2 separate regions of the Homo sapiens genome follow, and region 1 is linked to region 2. The links are chromatin contacts, found by Hi-C or POLR2A ChIA-PET in ENCODE. All regions are on one chromosome and are shown on one strand. Each heading gives the region's core, a stretch centred on a gene start or an enhancer-like site at or near the end of the contact. The rest is flanking DNA. Distances are from core to core; before and after follow the strand shown.

The links. Hi-C counts contacts between places; a loop is a spot of excess contacts on that map. ChIA-PET counts read pairs that join two places held with the same protein, here RNA polymerase II (POLR2A). Pooled maps may share reads with other maps.
Region 1: a loop to region 2 is called in a pooled map, with 3 times the contacts of the local background. The contact joins two enhancer-like sites. A Hi-C loop is called at or near these places in 1 of 37 single-sample maps with no recorded cell type and 1 of 50 pooled maps. POLR2A ChIA-PET finds 5 or more read pairs at or near these places in 3 of 52 experiments (GM12878, T-cell and WTC11).

The regions. Positions count from the first base shown.
Region 1 is chr7:128,607,972-128,610,762 of GRCh38, reverse strand. No RefSeq gene overlaps it. Among named protein-coding and RNA genes, the nearest start is that of LINC01000, 32 kb to the left of the region's middle. Within about 2 kb of position 1,541, at least 7 of the 41 ENCODE cell types and tissues checked have a DNase peak (open chromatin) inside an H3K27ac peak, as active enhancers do; they include GM12878, where a contact is called at or near this core.
Region 2 is chr7:128,505,690-128,508,389 of GRCh38, reverse strand. METTL2B (methyltransferase 2B, tRNA N3-cytidine) reads right to left here. Exons shown (of 9, transcript NM_018396.3): 9 at 1,788-2,700. Among named protein-coding and RNA genes, the nearest start is that of METTL2B, 30 kb to the right of the region's middle. RefSeq lists an enhancer at 1,525-1,614. Within about 2 kb of position 1,394, at least 5 of the 41 ENCODE cell types and tissues checked have a DNase peak (open chromatin) inside an H3K27ac peak, as active enhancers do; they include GM12878, where a contact is called at or near this core.

The DNA of each region.
Region 1 (2,791 bases), core at 292-2,791, 100 kb before region 2:
TGACATATTTTTCTGTATTTTGTAAAGAGCATGTATAATGGTTTTTTTTTTTTGAGACAGGGTCTTGCTCTGTTGTCCAGGCTGGAGCGCAGCAGCGTGAACTTGGCTCACTGTAGCCTAGAGGTCCTGGGCTCAAGCATCTTCCCACCTCAGGCTCCCAGTAGCTGGGACCACAGACACACCACCATGCCTGGCAAATTTTGTATTCTTTTATAGAAATGGGGTCTTGCTGTGTCATGCATGCTGGTCTCAAACTCCTGATCTCAAGCAATCCTCCTGCCTCAGCCTCCCAAAGTGGCAGGTATGGGCCACCATGCCCGGTCCTTTTTACTTTCTTATTTTTTTCTTGACACGAAGTATCACTCTGTCGCCCAGGCTGGAATGCAGTGGCGCAATCTCGGCTCACTGCAACCTCCGCCTCCCAGGCTCAAGCAATTCCCCTGTCTCAGCCTCCCAAGTAGCTGGGACTACAGCCGCTTGCCACCACACCAGGATAATGTTTTATATTTTTTTAGTAGAGACAGGGTTTCTTTTCAACATGTTGGCCAGGGTGGTCTCAAACTCCTGACCTCAAGTGATCCACCTGCGTTGGCCTCCCAAAGTGCTGGGATTACAGGTGTGAACCACCATGTCCGGCCCTTTTTACTCTTTAAAAACTATGAGTCAGTCATGCCAAATTGCATGTTCAAAATATATTGATAAAGTATTTTCTAGTGATATCTATTTAATTCCAGATGAAGCATTTTAAAGGTTTCTTTTGTAAGCACAAAAAAGTTTGGGTGAGTAGGTTATAAAAGGTACAAAAAGCAAAATGGGCTAAAAAGTCCTTTGAAATAGCTTATAAAATTCAACAATATTAAAATAATTTCTCTGGAATGGGAAAACAACACTTTATACTTATTCCCACAGTTCTAGATGAAATATAACACTCCACATATCTATTTCTCCAATATAAATTCAATCATTAAAATACTACAGTATAAGATTTCCAATTTAAAGGTAGTGTTTAGAATGCAGGAACCTGGTTCCTACTCAGATTCCCTCAATTAAAGAAAAATACCCAAATGTTTATTATTTCATTGTTATTTGGCTATAGTAATTACTTCTATGATATGTACATAATCCAAATATATATAACAAATGGTGCTTGCTATAAAATATCTTACCAAATTTTAATACTTACTCTTAATAAATCATCTATTCTTCCCTCCCTCTTCTCTAGGTCAGAATTCTTACTGTTTTCTAGTGCAGATATTTTTTCTATTGTGAGGTTGGACTACAGAGACAAAGGTAAAACAAATTTAGGATTAGTCTCAACATGTTATATGTCATCACACTCTTCTCGTTACCTTTCTTGGGGGGAAAAAAAAGCACTTGCTCACACAAATGGCCTAGAATCACATGGCTTAAGAAATGAAATCTGCTTGTCTCATCTCATTGTTCAAGTCCTCTGCTGGGTTCCTTACGTCCCACTACACCTACACTTCAAATACATGTTAATTCTGGAATCAAATGTATGAATTCTCACTACTGTGCACTGAACAATGTAGAAACACGTTACTCCAGAAATGAAACTAACTTTGAATAGAAAACGATCTCACAGGAGACTTGACACAACTCTCTAAGGAACAAATGCGCCATCTGGTGGAAACAGAGAGCAATCAGAAGGGAAGAGAAGAAGCTACCTGAGTGCTCAACTATCTAACTGAACTGTACAAGAGCTGGTGATTTAGATAAAATTCAAATGTGCTCCAGGGAGTTGTATACCTCTTGAGATTTAAGAAATTCTCCTAGATTGCCAACGATCCTGTCTTGAAGATAATATATACAGTATCAAAAGAGGCTTCAAGAAAACCCAGTATACTCAAAACTACAAAATGGAAGCTATAGCCACCATCCTTTGCAGATACAATCCTCAAATGTTCAGAACACTCCCTAAATTAAAGAGTTTCTGAACACAATTTAAGGAGTAAACCATGTTGGTATCTCACATCTGAGAGAAGTTTAGCCAGGTATAAATAAGTAAGCAGGAAAAGGAATACATTAACTACTTTCATAAATTAGGGAATTAACATTTATTGAAAGCCTACTACAAGTACACTACTAATAAACATTTCGTATACACTGTCTGAGATCATGAGAATCAACCACATTTTCACAGATGATTTGTACTAAGAAAAACTGAGGCCCAGGCCAGAATCTGAACTTAGGCCACAGTGCCAGAATCTGAACTTAGAGGCCTTCAAAGTGTAGGTACTTTTCTTCTGTGGAATACTGTAGGAAAAAAAAAAAAAAGTGTGCACTTTCCTTAACACCATGCTTTAGCATAAGCATTTCTGCTACAATACACCAGAAGAGTAAAGAAAAGCCTCAAAAAGTTAAAGCACCTTCCAAAGGACTTTAAATACCCATAATGCAAGTTCTGAATATAATACACACAAATAATGAGGTGGTCAGAGAAGTCAGAGAAGAATGACAGACTACACAGGTTAGCCCTTATTCCTACACAGCAGGTATCCCCCTCAATTGATTATCGATCACCAACCTACCTGGGTCTGTCTGTGCTGGATGGAGATCTGTTTTTGGGAGCTGCAGGAATGCTCTGTGTTGCCAGATCCCGTAGATGAGGGACTGTTTTGCTGAGCCTACAATAAAGGTGCATTACCAATCACAGGAAAGTTTGGCATCTTTTTCCACAAACACTTGTATTAATGCAAACAACTCCATAATTTGTATCTCCACAATACAAACCCCTTCTTATGAAAGTGAGAAGTCAGGGCCACGTGGCCAA
Region 2 (2,700 bases), core at 145-2,644:
CGATTCTCCTGCCTCGGCTCCCCCAGTAGCTGGGATTACAGGCATGGGTCACCACACTCGGCTACTTTTCTTTTTCTTTCTTACCTTTCCTTCGTTCTCTCTCCCTCTCTCCTTCCTTCTTTCCTTTCTATCTCTCTCTCTTTTCTTTTCTTTTTTGAGACAGAGTCTTGCTGTGTCACCCAGCAGTGGTGTGATCACAGCTCACTGAAGCCTTGAACTTCTGGGCTCAAGCGATCCTCTCACCTCAGCCACCTGAGTAGCTAGGACTACACACAGGCACCACCACGCCTGGCTAATTTTTTATTTTTTTGTATGAACAGGATGCTGCTATGTTACCCAGGCTGGTGTTGAACTCCTGGACTCAAGCGATCCTCCCATCTTGGCCTCCCAAAGTGCTGGGATTACAGGTGTGAGCCATCACACCTGGCTATAACATTAAATTTTAATGGCAAAATCCAAATTCAGAGAATGGAAGTAGAGAATGAATGAATGAAGGCAGTGTGAGGCTCATCTGTGGGTAAAGATGCCAAGCTTGAGGCTGGAGTCAAGGCTACGGTGTCTCAGGGTCCCCAGTGGGGTATTAAATCGGACTGTGGTGATTTGTCCTGAAACCTGGTCATGGAGTGTGTTTCACTGGCTACAGAGACAATGTCCAACCTTGAGCCAAGACACTTATTTAAATAAAATGAAGCAGTCATGATGCAATGTTTCAGTGTTTTCACCTGGGAAATTCACCATGAGCACTTCTTCTACCTCTTAACCAGGGTTCCCAAATCACAACCTGTAGACCAAATTAGGAAGCACGCACAAATCTGCAATGCATCAACGCAGCCAGGCTCTGAAAATAGCAGCTGCAGCCACAAACCAAAGAACAGGCCTTTGTGAACAGACTGAAAGAAACTGCTTGTCCTGAGCTCATCTTTTAAGCCACAGACAGAACTCCTTACTCCTACTAAAGTATGTATTTAAGCAAAGATAGGAATCAATTACATCCAAGTAGGATGGCTTAGCACGTTAGATTTTCCCTTTCTCACTAAGTTTCCAAGGCCTAATTTTCCAACCAGAACCCAAGAGAATATGAACTTATATGAAAAGAAGTGGCCGACCCATTGTACATAGGTTTGATAGCATTAACAGAGGCCAGGCTCTACATGAATCCTGCAAGACCGGGAGATGAATCCCTTTCACAGTGCAAAACCCACTTTCAGGGTGATCGCTGCCTTCAGGAACATGGTTTCACTCCAATAGCTCCAGTGCATCTGTCTCAAACTGTCTCTCATTTTTCAAACAACATTGAATTTATCTCCTCACCCTAATTAACACTACTTAGGAAGGTAAATCAGTTTCAGAAACACTTCTCTGTTAGATTCACATTGAAACCACACAACTTCCTGAGCAGCTTCACACCTGGAGCCACCTTCCAGCCCCACATAGCACCTTTCTTTTTTTTTTTTTTTTTTTTTTGAGATGGAGTCTTGCTCTGTCACCCAGGCTGGAGGGCAATCTCTGCTCACTGCAACCTCCGCCTCCCGGGTTCAAGCAATTCTTCTACCTCAGCCTCCCCAGTAGCTGGGATTACAGGCTCCCACCACCATGCCTGGCTAAATTTTTTTTATTTTTAGTAGAGATGGGTTCTGCCATGTTGGCCAGGCTGGTCTCAAACTCCTGACCTCAGGTGATCCGCCTGCCACAGCCTCCCAAAGTGCTGGGATTACAAGCGTGAGCCACCACGCCCGACCCACCATTCTTGCATTAAGCATATTAAGAGATACCATTCAGAGCCAGACTGATAGTTGAGACAGTATTTATTTTTTAAGTGGCACTGAGGTCATATACTTTAATCCCTCCCAACACATGTAACAGTCCTCTGCCCATCATTAGCGATTCTGAGGATGAAACGTTATGCAAAGTCCCTTACAGAGTCAAATTTGGCCTGAGAGATAAAAAGTCGAGCTTAGCAGATGGCAGGGAATAAAAGGGAGCAGGGGCAGGAGAAGGCTCGTCTTTTTAATCTAAGCCAAAGCCCAAACCAGGTGCCAGAAAGATAAAATAAAAACTGTGCCTATAGTTTTGCAATGCTTTAGGGATGCTGAAGGACAGTCTTTAGAGAATCATTTAAATTAATGTATCTATTCTTCATTTCAAAAGATAAATGAAATACCATCCCAGTGATTCAGTTTTTTCCAGTTTTAAGTAAATACGGTAATGGAAAAGATGGGAGCTCTCTTCCTCCCTTCATTCTTTGCTCCCACCTCTGAAAACCCATTAAGTGGGGCCAGTCACGGTGGCTCATCCCAGCACTTTGGGAGGCCGAGGTGGGAGGATTGCTTGAGCTCAGGAGCTCAAGACCAGCCTGGGACACATGGTGAAACCCTGTCTCTACAAAAAATACAAAAATTAGGCTTGGTGGCACATGCCTGTAGTCCCATCTACTTGGGAGGCTGGGGTGGGAGAATCACTTGAGCATGGGAGGTCGAGGCTGCAGTAAGCAGTAAGCAGTGATCGTGCTGCTGCACTCCAGCCTGGGTGAGCCTGTCTCAAAAACAACAACAAATAACCCCACAAGAAACTCAAATACCCATGGGTCCATATTGAGACAAGTAAATCAGATATGAGAAAGCTTTTCTGTACAAAATACCAACCAATCAGTGTAGAAGGAATGGAAGGATCAGAAACCACTATTTGGCAACTATCATAGTT